3 separate regions of the Homo sapiens genome follow, and all the other regions are linked to region 3. Evidence: chromatin contacts called from ENCODE Hi-C or POLR2A ChIA-PET data. All regions are on one chromosome and are shown on one strand. The core of a region is the stretch at or near the end of the contact, and the rest is flanking DNA. Distances in the headings are between cores, read along the strand shown. Region 1 overlaps TEC (tec protein tyrosine kinase). Region 2 overlaps TEC (tec protein tyrosine kinase). Region 3 overlaps TXK (TXK tyrosine kinase).

What was found. A loop is a pair of places that touch in the nucleus more often than their neighbours do. ChIA-PET counts read pairs that join two places held with the same protein, here RNA polymerase II (POLR2A). Pooled maps may share reads with other maps.
Region 1: a pooled map shows a loop between it and region 3 (2.9-fold over the local background). The contact joins two enhancer-like sites. A Hi-C loop is called at or near these places in 1 of 37 single-sample maps with no recorded cell type and 4 of 50 pooled maps. POLR2A ChIA-PET finds 5 or more read pairs at or near these places in 3 of 52 experiments (AG04449, OCI-LY7 and activated CD4-positive, alpha-beta T cell).
Region 2: a pooled map shows a loop between it and region 3 (2.4-fold over the local background). The contact joins two enhancer-like sites. A Hi-C loop is called at or near these places in 1 of 168 maps with a recorded cell type or tissue (heart left ventricle) and 2 of 50 pooled maps. POLR2A ChIA-PET finds 5 or more read pairs at or near these places in 1 of 52 experiments (OCI-LY7).

What each region holds. Positions count from the first base shown.
Region 1 is chr4:48,210,841-48,215,583 of GRCh38, reverse strand. The region is part of intron 2 of TEC (tec protein tyrosine kinase); the gene reads left to right. Among named protein-coding and RNA genes, the nearest start is that of TEC, 57 kb to the left of the region's middle. RefSeq lists enhancers at 3,035-3,084, 3,105-3,164, 3,695-3,754. Within about 2 kb of position 3,268, at least 3 of the 41 ENCODE cell types and tissues checked have a DNase peak (open chromatin) inside an H3K27ac peak, as active enhancers do.
Region 2 is chr4:48,245,805-48,250,237 of GRCh38, reverse strand. All of the region lies in intron 1 of TEC (tec protein tyrosine kinase), which reads left to right. Among named protein-coding and RNA genes, the nearest start is that of TEC, 22 kb to the left of the region's middle. Within about 2 kb of position 2,902, at least 2 of the 41 ENCODE cell types and tissues checked have a DNase peak (open chromatin) inside an H3K27ac peak, as active enhancers do.
Region 3 is chr4:48,125,719-48,130,378 of GRCh38, reverse strand. All of the region lies in intron 1 of TXK (TXK tyrosine kinase), which reads left to right. Among named protein-coding and RNA genes, the nearest start is that of TXK, 6.2 kb to the left of the region's middle. RefSeq lists enhancers at 737-856, 2,378-3,240 and a silencer at 2,733-3,027. Within about 2 kb of position 2,383, at least 24 of the 41 ENCODE cell types and tissues checked have a DNase peak (open chromatin) inside an H3K27ac peak, as active enhancers do.

The sequences.
Region 1 (4,743 bases), core at 2,019-4,518, 84 kb before region 3:
AACACTTACATTAGCCTGCAGTTAGGCCAAATCATCTAGCACAAGCCTATTTTATTTATTTAATTAATTATTTTTTTGAGACAGGGTCTCACTCTATTGCCCAGACTGGAGTACAGTGGCGCAATCCCAGCTCACTGCAGTCTCCACCTCCCAGGCTCAAGTGATTTTCCTGCCTCAGCCTCCCAGGTAGCTGGGATTATAGATGCGTGCCACCACGCCTGGCTAATTTTTATATTTTTAGTAGAGATGGGGTTTCGCCATGTTGGCCAGGCTGGTCTTGAACTCCTGACATCAAATGATCCACCCACCTCAGCCTCCCAAAGGGCTGAGATTACAGGCGTGAGCCACTGCGCCCGGCACAGGCCTTTTTATAAAAAAGTGTTGAGTATCTCATGTAATTTAAAAAATTATTTTAATTAGTTTTATTTTTTGAGATGGAGTCTTGCTTCGTAGCCCAGGCTGGAGTGCAATGGCATGATCTTGGCTTACTGCAACCTCCGCCTCCCGGGTTCAAGCGATTCTCCTGCCTCAGCCTCCCACGTAGCTGAGATTACAGGTATGATCCACCTCGCCTGGCTAATTTTTGTATTTTTAGTAGAGACAGGGTTTTGCCATGTTAGTCAGGCTGGTCTTGAATTCCTCACTTCTTGTCACCTGCCCACCTCAGACTCCCAAGGTGCTGGGATTACAGGAGTGAGCCACTGTGCCCGGCCTAATTATTTTTATTTTTGAGACAGGGTCTTGCTCTGTCATCCGGGTTGGAGTGCAGTGGTGTGATCTCAGCTCACTGCAACCTCCACCTCCTGGGCTCAAGCAATCCTCCCATGTCAGCTTTCCTAGAAGCTGAGACCACAGGCACATACCACCACGCCTGGCTATTTTTTTTGTATTTTTAGTAGAGATGGGGTTTTGCCATGTTGCCTAGGCTGGTCTCAAAATCCTGAGCTCAAGTGATCCACCCGCCTTGGCCTCCCAAAGTGCTGGGATTACAGGTGTCAGCCACCACACCCAGTCCTCATGTAATTTATTAAATACTGTACTAAAAGTGAAAAACAGAATGGTAGTATGGGTACATGAAGTATGGTTTCTACTGAATATGTATTGCTTTTGCATCATCATAAATTTGAAAAATCGTTAGGTCAAACCATAACTTGGGACTGTCTGTGCTTGTCACTTTCCTACCTTTGAAGCTTTGGTCCTGCTGTGCCTAGCAGTTCTCCTTCTCCTGTCTATTTACTCAAGTCTCATCCCAAATCCTTTTAAGTGGGAGGCTTTGTACACCCCTCTGGTTATACATGCCTTGCCCTTTCTGAATTCCTGTTTAAATGTAATTTCCTGTTAAATGTATATGTGTTATGATTATTGCCTTTTTTTCTCACCGGCTACATAATAATTTCCTTGAGGGAAGAAGTTGTTTTGTAATTTAAACATATCACACACAATACCTCGCACCCATTAGCCTTTTAAAAAAGTTTTTGTTGGTAGTAATTACAATGGTGATGATCAGTAAATATTTAAAGTAAGCAAAAAGATCTTTAATATAAAGATCTCACATTGTGAGAGTTACTCCCCACATAATTTTGTTCCATTTTATTTTTTGAAGTGGTGCATTATTTAAATTTAGAAACAGCTGGGCATAGTGGCTAGCACTTATAATCCCAGTTACTCAGGAGGCTGAGGTCAGAGGATCACACCCAGAAATTTTTTTTCAGGGACAGAGTCTTGCTATGTTGTCCAAGAGTTTACGTCTAGCCTGGGCAACATAGCAAGACTATCTCTTAAAAAAAATCTAAAACAAGGGTATGTTTTAATTCAGTATTTATTAGTATTAATCTCTCCCCCAAACTAGATGTGGACATTATTATAAACAAAGTTATCAACTGTCAAAAGAAATCACATGACAATTTAAGAAAGTGATACTACATTTTGAGTTGTTTCTAAAACTATTTCAGACACACCAACTGTTAGCCATAGGTTGATGCTGGTCAGGTACGTGTAGAAAATTATATGCAGAAAGGAGCTTAGAAACACTTGTGTTACTCAGCAATTAATTCTATTATTACTTTTTTAGGAGGACTTCTGATGTTATTACCTTTTAGTTTTGTGAATATACTGTACTTCTGAGATAAATAAATATTAATGTTCACTGATTACTACTTCAGATAAAAATACCATTTTGGTCTTCTTACCAAAGCTCTTCATTTACCTTTTTTACTTTTCATATTAGAAAACTTTCTCAAAGTTTCGCATGATTCTACATTGGTAAGCCCCTGAAAAGAAAATACTACAAAATATGTGCAATATTGTTTGTTAAATAAAATTAAACGAGTAAGCAAGAGACTGAGGTGAAATTGCAAAATGATTTTTAATAGATTATTGGAAAGGAATTTTTCCCCATTACCTAGTTAGATGACATGTTTCTTATTCTATCTTTATTCCAAGCAATCACATAGGCATTGCTGTTAATTTTATTTGCGACTACGAAAGTCACATGGATAGGTGTAATTCCTTACTCATAAGATTGTAAAATATAAATTTTGTGCCTTTGAGAGGAATATGTTTATAATTTCCTGGTAGAAGTATCTTTTATTTGTAATATGGGACTCAGCTCATTTGTTTTACTTTCTTCATCACTTGTACAACAAAGATTTAGTGAGTGTGTACCCAGTGCTAGGGATGGAGTAATTAAAAGATGAATGGTTCTGGCCTCATTAAGCTTACAATCTGATTAAGCTATAGTTCTACCTCTGTGGGTTCATAATGACATACTTTGTTATGCTACCTCTGCTGTGCTATGAAGGGGGTCTCTTGAGACCTGGCGTTCTTACCTTGTGTGCCACCGTTGTTTGCACTTGCCCACGGGACTCTCAACTTCACTGGACATTGGGTTTCCAAGTGTAATATGGGGCAGTTGTGCCTAGAGGATTTCAAGGTTTCCTCCTGTTCTTACATTTTACATAGCACAGATCCCACAGAAATATCAGTGTTTTGTATACATACTTGCATTGTTCTGTTGTCTTCAGTGCCCCATAAAGTATAACTGTAAACAACCCACAGATTTGCCCACGGACTATTTTACAAGTGAAGAAACTAGGGGACAGTGTTCTCTGAAGTGACATCCCATCTGAGGAGGCGAACCAAGATGTCTTATCTTTCGGGCGAGTGTACTGTTAAACCACACTGTTCTACTTCCCACAAAGGGGGACTTCCTTAAACAGTAACTTCACTGACCACCTCTATTCATATGTTTCCTTCCTCCTTCCCTTCTTTGGCTGTATAGATAACAAACCTTGCAACGGGTGTTCTTTTACCAGTGGTTCATTTATGTTTGTTTTTTTCCGCACTGTACCCCTGTGAGGTGTTAGGAACCCTGTGCATTTAAGTAAATTAGAATTGTGCAGAAAAGAGAGACCAGCAGAAAAAAAATATTTCTGTGAATGCTTTTATATACATATATATATATATATATATATTTTTTTTTTTTTGAGACAGAGTCTCACTCTGTCACCCAAGCTAGAGTGCAGTGGCATGATCTCTGCTTGCTGTAGCCTCCGCCTCCGGGGTTCAAGTGATTCTCATGACTCAACCTCCTGAGTAGATGGGACTACAGGTGCGTGCCACCACGCCTGGCTAAGTTTTTGTATTTTTAGTAGAGATGGGGTTTTACCGTGTTGCCCAGGCTGGTCTCAAACTCCTGAGCTCAGACAATCCACCTACCTCGGCCTCCCAAAGTGCTGGGATTACAGGCATGAGCCACTGTGCCCAGCCTGTGAATGCTTATATTAAAGAAGCTGAAAAGGGTTATGCTTAGGTGGTAAGGCTCAAGAACTTTAAAGTGAGTTTTGTTAAATGGTACATTTCATATATACTTTAAGTGATTCTTCTTAAAGAAAACTCACAAGTGACTCAAAGATGAATTTATTCACGTTCATTGTCTATCTCAACAGCAGAGAAACTGTCACAGTTGAAGACTCCTGGACATTTACTGCAATATATTTGTAATTTAGTTTAACACTTTAGAAAATAGTAAAGTAAGCTCATTTTTGGGTTAACTTATCCTGACTAGGACTGATTGTAGTACAATATAAGGATAAATAGTAAAACTTTGAATTTTCTTGGAAAATGATGAGCAGCTTGATGCTAATGATCAGATATAATTAAAAAAATTTTTTTTGAACCTCAGAGTGATTTTTTTATTTTCAGACTTCACAATCACTTTCTAATGATAGGTGTTCTGATGAAAATATCTGCAGGAAACAAGACCAAAATTCACTGGATGAGATAATATATTTCTTGAAGTTCTAGAATCAGCTTATCAGCTGTATTCTGTTCCTTCTTAGTTGTAGGAAACTTTAGCTGTGGTCTAGGTCCATCTCTGAGTTTACAGAATTTCTGTGAAGTTAGGGAGTGAGAGACTAAGAGGATGGACTCTTGTGCCAGATTATCTGGGTTCAAATTCTAAATCTGTTACTTATTAATTGCATGACCTAGGACAAATTACTTAATCTCTCTGTGTCTCACCTTTAAACTGGGGAGAATAATAATACTTCCCTCATAGGAGTTTTTGAGGGGTAAATGGATCAGTATAGATAAAGTGGCTAGGATAGGTCCTGGTAGGTAAGTGCATGTAAGCAGCTGTTATTATTATATACATAAGGTAGGTTGCATTGTTGCCCATTGTGTCTTTACATGTTTCAGTCTTTGCTCTTGCCTCTGTTTTTTCCCAGATATCAATGCATTTGC
Region 2 (4,433 bases), core at 1,653-4,152, 120 kb before region 3:
CTAGATACTTGGCTGAGCAGCTGGGGAGATTATGAGGCCATTTACTTGGATACTGGATGAAGAGCAAAATTTAGGGGACTATCTAGAGCTCTGTGTTAAGTGGTGTTGTGTTTGAGATACCTGCTAGATATTTAAATAAAGATGTTAGGGTTGCAGTTGGATACAGCAATCTGAGGTTCTGGAGAATGTCAAAGCTAAAGATGTAGATTTTGGAGTTATCAGCCTATAGATGGCTCAGCTGGAATTCCAGGATGCATGCCTTGGCTGGGATCTACTGAAATCCATCAGCCAGTCACCCTGAAGTCTTCTAGTCTATGCGTAACTGATAAGACTCACATTGTGCTTTGAATGTGCTTTTCTATTTCACTAGTTTAAAATATTAGTGTCTACTTGTATAATTTGTGCTGTGAACTGAAAACTACAGTTTTCCCACTCTGCCATGTACAGCCTTCTGATTTGGCAGAAATAATACTGAAAGGACACCTGCCAGGGTCTTAGTAATTCTTAGTTATAGTAATCTGAGACATTTCAGCTCAGGGTTAGCAGAAAGATCATGAAGTCAAGAAGCAGGGCTTAAATCAGATGAAGTTGGAATCTCCAAAGGTAATTACTTCCTTTGTGAAGCCATAGGTCTTTGGGACTGTTTCCTGTTACCTTGGGCCATTCAGCCAAGTACACCATAAAATACTTGGCCTATCAGGAAGGCACATACTAGCATTTAAAAAATTTTACAAACGTGCTGTTTAAATTATATTACACAATATTACCATGAACATAAGATTTACATTTCTGTCACATACTGGAGAGTGTATCTTAAACTGAATTTCACTCAAGTTTTGCCAAAAGTGGTCTTGAGATAATATTTAACAGATACAGACCAAGGATCATATTCCTGATTTACCTATTTCTGTACTTTATTCCTATTTCTTGAATTAACCAGATAGCAACCTATTTAGCTCAGCCCAGGTAGGAATGCCTTTACTAAGGCTTTATTTACTAAGCCATTATGAAATGTTAATATAAGAAGTAGCCTGTTGAGGAGCACTTTTGTGATTTCTGCCCAAACTGCTGTTGAAGACATTTTGTAATATCTTTCATTATCTTTTATGATCCCATAAACTGGTTTCTCTTTGGAGTTTAGTGACAGGGAAAATTTTTCTTTTGATAAGCTGGTGTGTAATTTATCATAAACATTATTATTCTATGAAGCATTCAAAAAATTCTTTAATCTCTGATATTTTGAGAAGCTCCAAACTTGACACACGATTACACAAAATGTTTCAGATTTCTGGTTTTCAGTGTGTAGTAGAATTGAAGCATATATGAATTAGGGGAATTCAACTCTGTGGGCCAGCCAAAAAAAAAAAAAAAGAAAGAGGAGACAAAGAGAGAGAAACAACAATGTAAAGAGTGCAGATGAACCTATTCATCTTTCCACCTGATGAGTATACACCCCAGAAGGGGTGTGTACTGGAGGCGTGTGAACCTGGTGCTCTCTTTGTCTGCCTGAGTCTGCAGAGGATATCCATGAGCATCTCACAGTGCTCAATGTGATTTGTGGTTAAAGATACATACCTTGTTATACAAACTGACCCCTAGGCCCATGCCAGATACTTTAGTCCCAAACCAGAAAACCTAAAATTGATTATTCTGTGGGCTGGATTGTTTGCAAAAAGGCCTGCATCATTCCCCTCCCAGTGTCTGCTCACCTTGAGTAGTCACCTCCCGTACTGACGCTGGGCTTGTGACTTGCTTTTGCCAGTGAAACAAGAGCAAATAAATGTAAAGCATTCAGAGACATGCAATGTGCTGTGTACTGGGTGCGTGCTCTCTCTTACTGCACTTAGGACCCTGAGGACTGTAGGAGCAAGCCCAAGTTGTCCTGTTCAAGAAGCCACGTGTGCCCTGGCTGATAGCTTATAATTGCCAGAAGCGTGAATGAGGCCACCCTAGATATCCAGGCCAGGAAAGCCCAACTGACCTGCAGAATCATGAGAAACAATATGTTTTTATTATTTGTACACCACTAATTATGGAGTGGGTTTTGTTTTTGTTCTAATCAAAAGCTAACTGATAGAACTTCCAGTGCTTCTGGACATTTCTGCTGATACTGTGTTGGACATATCCAGAGAGAGTGTATCAGTCTGCAGTGTGACCTGTGTCTCCTGTGGAAGACTCAAGGCTAATTGACTGTGTTCAGTTTTTACCCTATGTGCTGACTGAGAACCAACCCCTGCATAAGTCTGAGTTCCACTCTGTTTTCCACTTTCTGCCTTTTGGTTTCTGACTCCTCCTTTTAGTTTTAATTCTTGTCTGTATATTTACATGTTGTACATGTATTGTTTCTTAAATTACTTTTATTGAGAATAAATTCAATTAACATAAAATTTGCCATTTAAATCGTTTTACAGAGTAGTCTAGTGATTTTTACTATATTTATGATGCTATGCGTCATCGCCACTATCTAATTCCAGAAGATTACCATTATCTCAGAAAGAAACCCCACACCTCCATATCAGTAACCCACTTTCAGCCTGTGTGGATTTACCTACTCTAGACATTTAATGTAAAAGTAATCAGTACAACTTGTTGCCGTTTCTATCTGGCTTCTTTTATCCAACATAATGTTTTCAAGGTTCATTCAAGTTGTACCATGTATCAGTATTTCATTCCTTTTTAGGGTAGAATAATATCATATTTCATTGTATGAATATATAAATTTTGTTTATTCATTCATCAGTTGGCAGACATTGGGTTGTTTTCACTTTTTGGCTGTTGTGAGTAGTACTGCCATGAGCATTCACATACAAGTTTTTGTGTGAATGTGTTTTTAATTCTGTTGGGTATATACCTAGGAGTGGAAATGCTGAGTCATACGAAAATTCTATGTTTAACTTTTGAGGAACTGCCAAACTATTTTTCACAGTGCCTGTACCATTTTACATTTCCAGCAGCAATGTGTGAGGGTTCTGATTTCTCCACATTCTTGCTAATACTTGTTCAGTTTCTATTTTTTGGATTATATTCCTCCTAGTGTGTATGAAGTGGTATCTCGTCGTTTCAATTTGCATTTCCATAGTGACTAATGGTGTTGAAATTTTTTTATATGTTTGCTGACCATTCATATATGTTTTTGGAGAAATGTCTATTCAAATCCTTCACCCATTTTAACACTGGGTTGTCTTTTTCTTGTTTAACGGTAAGTGTTCTTTATATATTCTGGATACTAGACCATTATCAGATATATCATTTGCAAATATGTTTTTCATTCTGTGGGAACTTCTTGTAACCTTCTTCAATAATGTCACGCAAAAATTTTTAAGTTGATGAAGTCCTACTTACCTATTTTTCTTTTCTTGCTTATGCTTTTGATGTCATATTTAAGAAACCATTGCTTAATCTAAGGTCATGAAAATTTGTACCTATGTTTTCTTCTAAGAGTTCTACAATTTTAGTTCTTTAATTAAATCTTTGATCCATTTTGAGTTAATTTTTGTATATGGTGTGAGGTAGAGGTCCAAATTTATTTGTATCCAGTTATCCCTATACCATTGTTGAAAATATTTTTCTTTCCGCATTGGATGGTCTTGACATCTTGGTCAAAAATAATTGACCACAGTTGTGTGATTTTATTTCTGGACCCTTAATTCTGTATTGTTGATCTATATATCTATCCTTATGGAGTACTACACAGTTTTGATTGCTATGCCATTAGAGTAAATTTTAAAATTGGGAGTGTGAGTCCTCCAATTTTGTTCTTTTTTTTTTTTCAAGATAGTTTTGTCTATTAATTTTACTATATGGGTTTTAGAATCACCTTGTCCAGTTCTGCAGAAAAGGTTGTTGGGATTTTAATAGAGAATTCATTGAATCTGTAGATCCATTTGGGAAGCATTGCCATTTTAACAATATCATGTCTTTCATCCACGAATGTGGGATGTCTTTCCATTTATTTAAGTCTTTTTAAATTTATTTCTACAATGTTTTGTAGTTTGCCGTGCAAAAATCTCATTCTTCCTTGGTTAAATTTTGTTCCTGCATTTTTTTTTATTGAAACATGTCTCAATTTCTCTCTGTAGGTAGACAAGATAAAAATGATAAATCCGTAAAAATAATTTTTCTTGTTTTGAGATGGAGTATCACTCTTGTTACGCAGGCTGGAGTGCAGTGGCGTGATCTCGGCTCACTGCACTCTCTACCTCCCATGTTCAAGTGATTCTTGTGCCACAGCCTCCCGAGTAGCTGGGATTACAGGTGTGTGCCACCATGCCAGGATAATTTTGTATTTTTAATAGAGATGGGTTTCACCATGCTGGTCAGGCCGGTCTCAAACTCCTGATCTCAAGTGATCTACCCTCCTCTGCCTCCCAAAGTGCTGGGATTACAGGCATGAGCCACGGTGCTTGGCCCAAAGTAAATGTTTTTAATGTAGC
Region 3 (4,660 bases), core at 1,134-3,633:
TGGTTGGGCCCAGCTTGACTGCAACTCCATGAAAGATCTGGAGACACAAGCACTCAGCTAAACCATTCCAGAACTCCTGGCCCACAAAAGTGTGAGATAAGTGTTGTAAGTCATTTGGTCTCAGAATAATTTGTTTCCAACAATAGATAACTAAGTGTGTGGCAAAAGCAGGAGAAGCCGCAGATTAAAAAAGAACTTGGCCACTTTGGCCACCCTTCTGCCTGGGGCTGGAGTTTGATGCCCTTTCTGAAAGATTAAAATGGACACTAGATGTGTCTTTTCTTTTGTCTTTAAATCATTTCAGTTTTTAACTCGTCACTGCAGCTGCCTTTTGTAACTACTGCAGATCCCCACATTTCTCCTCTGTGGAGCTCCCCAGGCCAGCAGTGCCCACACTCCCTGCCCACCGAGGGTCAGTGAGCAGTACGGCTTCTGGCCCAGTGCCAGCCACGCCCGTGTGCCTTGTGGCCAAGCACTTCTTCACATCACAAGCTGGCTCGATGTCTTGGGTGTGATGTCTGCGAGCTTATTATGAACTTTGAGCTCACAGAAAACAGTGTTCTAGGAAACACTGTTTTGAGATGTGGGGGAGTGGGGAAGTTGTGGGCAAGGTGCCTGCAAAGACCAACTCACATCAGCCCCTTCTGAGAAAGAAAGAAAAATTGCCTCATAGACCAAACAAGGGTTTGGGTGGCTGCTGTCCGTGTCTGGGGAGTTGCCCTGGCAGAAGCTGGGAAACAGATGAGCGGTCATCATCAGGAAGATTTCTGCCTTTCCTTACAGCACCTTTTACTCCCAGAAACATTGTCTTCCCTGGTGCCCGGGACTCCATCCAGCTTGCCAGGCTTCTAGAATCTCCTCACCCCACACAGCACCCCTTCAGGCCATAGACAGGTCAAGCACCACTCTTCCACTCAAATTGATCAGTTTGGTGTCCTGTTAGCTAGGTACTTGTTTTCTCTTAGTCACCAGTGACTCCCCTAAAGTAGTTATCCTCCCTTCTTTAAGGTTTCACTGGCAGTATAATGTCAAAAAAACAGAACAGTCAAGGTCTAACACAAATTACTCACTTATTTTATCCATACATTTAGAAAAACTAACATCTCTGGAGACCATCACTTCTTAGAATAATGGACATTTTAGTATCAAAAGGAAAAGTGCACACACGTGCGAACACAGACACAGGATCACTTCAGACCCCAAATGTATAAAGGGCATAAACTCAGAATAAAGGATAACTTTCTAAATTGAATAAATATGTGAAAAACTCAATGTCCCAATTTTACTATTTTCCCCTCTCCTTGGTGTGGGGTCTTGGTTTGGTGTCTAACTCCAAACCAAGAAGTCTAACTCCAACTTGGAAGTCTTTTCTAACTCCTGTTCAGAGGTAGAAATCCATCCATGCTATAGCCAAGCTAGTTATGTGTCACTCTCCCCAGATAATATGGGTTAATGTGGCTAAAACGTGCCTATCTTCAAAAGGCCCTTAAGAAATGGGGCCTTTTGAAGATAGGCTGGGCGCGGTGGCTCACGCCTGTAATCCTAGCACTTTGGGAGGCCGAGGCAGGTGGATCACGAGGTCAGGAGATCGAGACCATCCTGACTAACACAGTGAAACCCCGTCTCTACTAAAAATACAAAAAGAAATTAGCCGGGCGTGGTGGCAGACACCTGTAGTCCCAGCTACTCGGGAGGCTGAGGCAGGAGAATGGCGTGAACCCGGGAGCAGAGGTTGCAGTGAGCTGAGATCGTGCCACCACACTCCAGCCTGGGAGACAGAGTGAGACTCCATCTCAAAAAAAAAAAAAAAAAAAAAAGGATGTAGTGGTGGGCATTTATGGCAGAGTAATGAGGAAGTTTGGCCTTTCTGTAAATTTCTGGAAAAAAAAACAAAAAGGATATGTTGCAGCAAACTTACAGAATCAGCTCTGGTCACCCAGAGCCATTTTTCCAAAGCCACAAGTTTTTAAGGCTTTCCCCACTCACCACAGCCCATCAACTGCAAAAGCAGCCGGTATCAGACATTCCTCATCTTAAAACCACAACCTGGAGCGCCTGGCTTGGGCAACAAGCCTGGTCTTTGGGTTAAGGCAGCTCTCAAAACTGAGCCAGTTTCAAGCCATGTTTTTAAATATAAATCACTAGCCATGTGCCAGTTATTATGATGACCAAATTCAGTAGGAATGCATTTCACTCAAGGCACTGATTCAAAACGAAACCCTGACATCGGAAATGCCAGGGGATGAACTGGAGGTGACGATGTAAACTTCAAAACATTAGACATGAGGAAGCGACAGCGGCTTTGCTTCCCGCGCAGCCCGGGCCCCACAGTTCTTCACATCTGTTCCTTTGTCCTCTTCAGAGATGACCTTAGGAGCTATTCTGAGAAGGGGTGCTTCTCACTTTTGCTTTCTTCCAGTGCCCCCTGGTGGAAACCTGTTCCCAATCAGCCCAGCTGTTGCCACCCAGGAACCTCTGGGGGTGGAAGGAATGTCAATAGGAGCCTCTCCTAGAGGACAGAGGGGCGCAAATCCTTCCAAGGAAAAAACACAAATACCAAAGATGGGAGGGCCAACTGCCTATCCCATGACAGATGTGCCGGTTTCTAAAGGTCACAGAGATTACATCTGATGCGATGCCCTTTTTCTGATTTGCTGGCCTGAGGCTCATCATTAGAGATATTTACTGAGGAATGAGAAGTAGATGAAAAGAACAGCGCAGATGTAAGCCTGGGAGAGGAAGCTCAGCTCCTTCAGTGATAATCTTCAAGCCCGAATATATTCTTTCCACATTTCCTTCCAGCAGGCAAATAGTCATTGCCTATCTCTGGGGCATTTTTGTCACTCTGGCAAAGGCCCTTGATATGCATGAGTTCCTGCCTAAGTTGGGAATTTGCTAAAAGCTCAAGAGCTTTCCCTCTGCAGGTTAATCGGCAAAACAATTCAAAGAATGGCTTCTGTAATCACAGAATGCCTGTGGAAGGGCGCTGTCTATTTACTTACTGGGAACACCTGTGCTGCTGTAAATTGAAAATGATCATGAAATGAATACTCCTTGATACCTGCATTGGAATGAATTTTGGCCCAACACTTCAACCTGTAAATAAAGATGCCTGCTGTCTTGGAAAGTCATGCCAAGCAAGGGAACACCAGGGAGCTGTTTGGCTTTCATAGTGTGATTTTTCTTCTCGCAATGATTATTTATTGGGCAGCAACTCTGCTGGGCAGAGGATGGAACCACAAACAAAGCAGTGGTTTGCCTTCCTGCTCACCACTGTTCTTGGACTTTGAGGGAAATTAAATAAAATTGGGTCATAATTAAAGCAGTGGTAGGGTAGGTCTGTATCTTTCTTTAAAGGCCATTGTCTTTGCTATTGAATCAGGAAACATAAGAATTTTTGAAAATATTTTCTCCTAAATTCCAGGCTGCAGAAGACAGTGAAGACAACTAAGGGGAATATTATCAGGTGTGGCCATGTGTTGTGAGGTCAGGGAGCTGGGGGAGGCATTTCTCTAGTCCCAGATACTCCTGCCTGCTGACTGATAACAGCAATTTCTCTTTCAAAGTTCTTGACTTGGCCAGGCATGGTGGCTCCTGCCTGTAATCCCAGCAGTTTGGGAGGCCAAAGAGGGGGATCACTTGAGGTTGGGAGTTTGAGACTAGCTTGGCCAATGTGGTGAAATCCTATCTCTACTAAAAATACCAAAAAAATTAGCCGGGTATGGTGGAGTGTGCCTGTAGTCCCAGCTACTTGGGAGGCTGAGGCAGGAGAATCGCTTGAACCTGGGAGGCGGAGGTTGCAGTGAGCCGAGATCATGCCACTGCACTCCAGCCTGGATGACAGAGCAAGACTCCATCTCAAACAAAACAAAACAAACAACCACACACACACACAAAGTTGTTGACACTTGAATAAGGTGGTTCCCCAAAATGTAACTACTCATAGCCTAACATTGACCAGAAGCCTCAATAACATAAATGTTGATCAACACGTATTTTGTATGTTATGTGTATCATACACTGTATTCTTACAATAAAGTAAGCTAGAGAAAAGAAATGCTTTAAGAAAGTCATAAGGAAGAGAAAATAGATTTACTATTCATGGAGTGAAAGTGGCTCATGATAAATGCCTTCATCCTCGTCATCTTCATGTTGAATAGTCTGAGAAGGATGATGAAGAGGAGGGATTGGTCTTTCTGTCTCAGGGGTGACAGAGGCAGAAGAAAATCTTCATGTAAATGTTTATACCATGTTTTTCAAGTGTCAAACTATTTAAATTTAATGTGTTGTGATGGTTAATTTTATGGGTCAACATGGCTTGGCCATGGTGCCCAGATATTTGATCAAACATTATTCTGGATGTTTCTGTGAAGGTAATTTTTGGATGAGATTAACATTTAAATCGGTGGACTTGGAGTACAGTGGGTCACCCTCCATCATGTGAGTGGGCCTCTCCCACAGTTGAAGTCCCTAATCAATGAAAGTCAGACCTCCCCTGAGCAAGGAGGACTTTTGCCAGCAGACCGCCTTTGGGCTCAAACTGCAACTCTTCTCTCATTCTTCAGCTTGCCGGCCTGCCCTGTTAGATTTTGGACTTGCCAGTTTCCACAACTGCCTGAGCCAGTTCCTTAAAAGAAACCTCTCTCTGTGTTCACCCTGA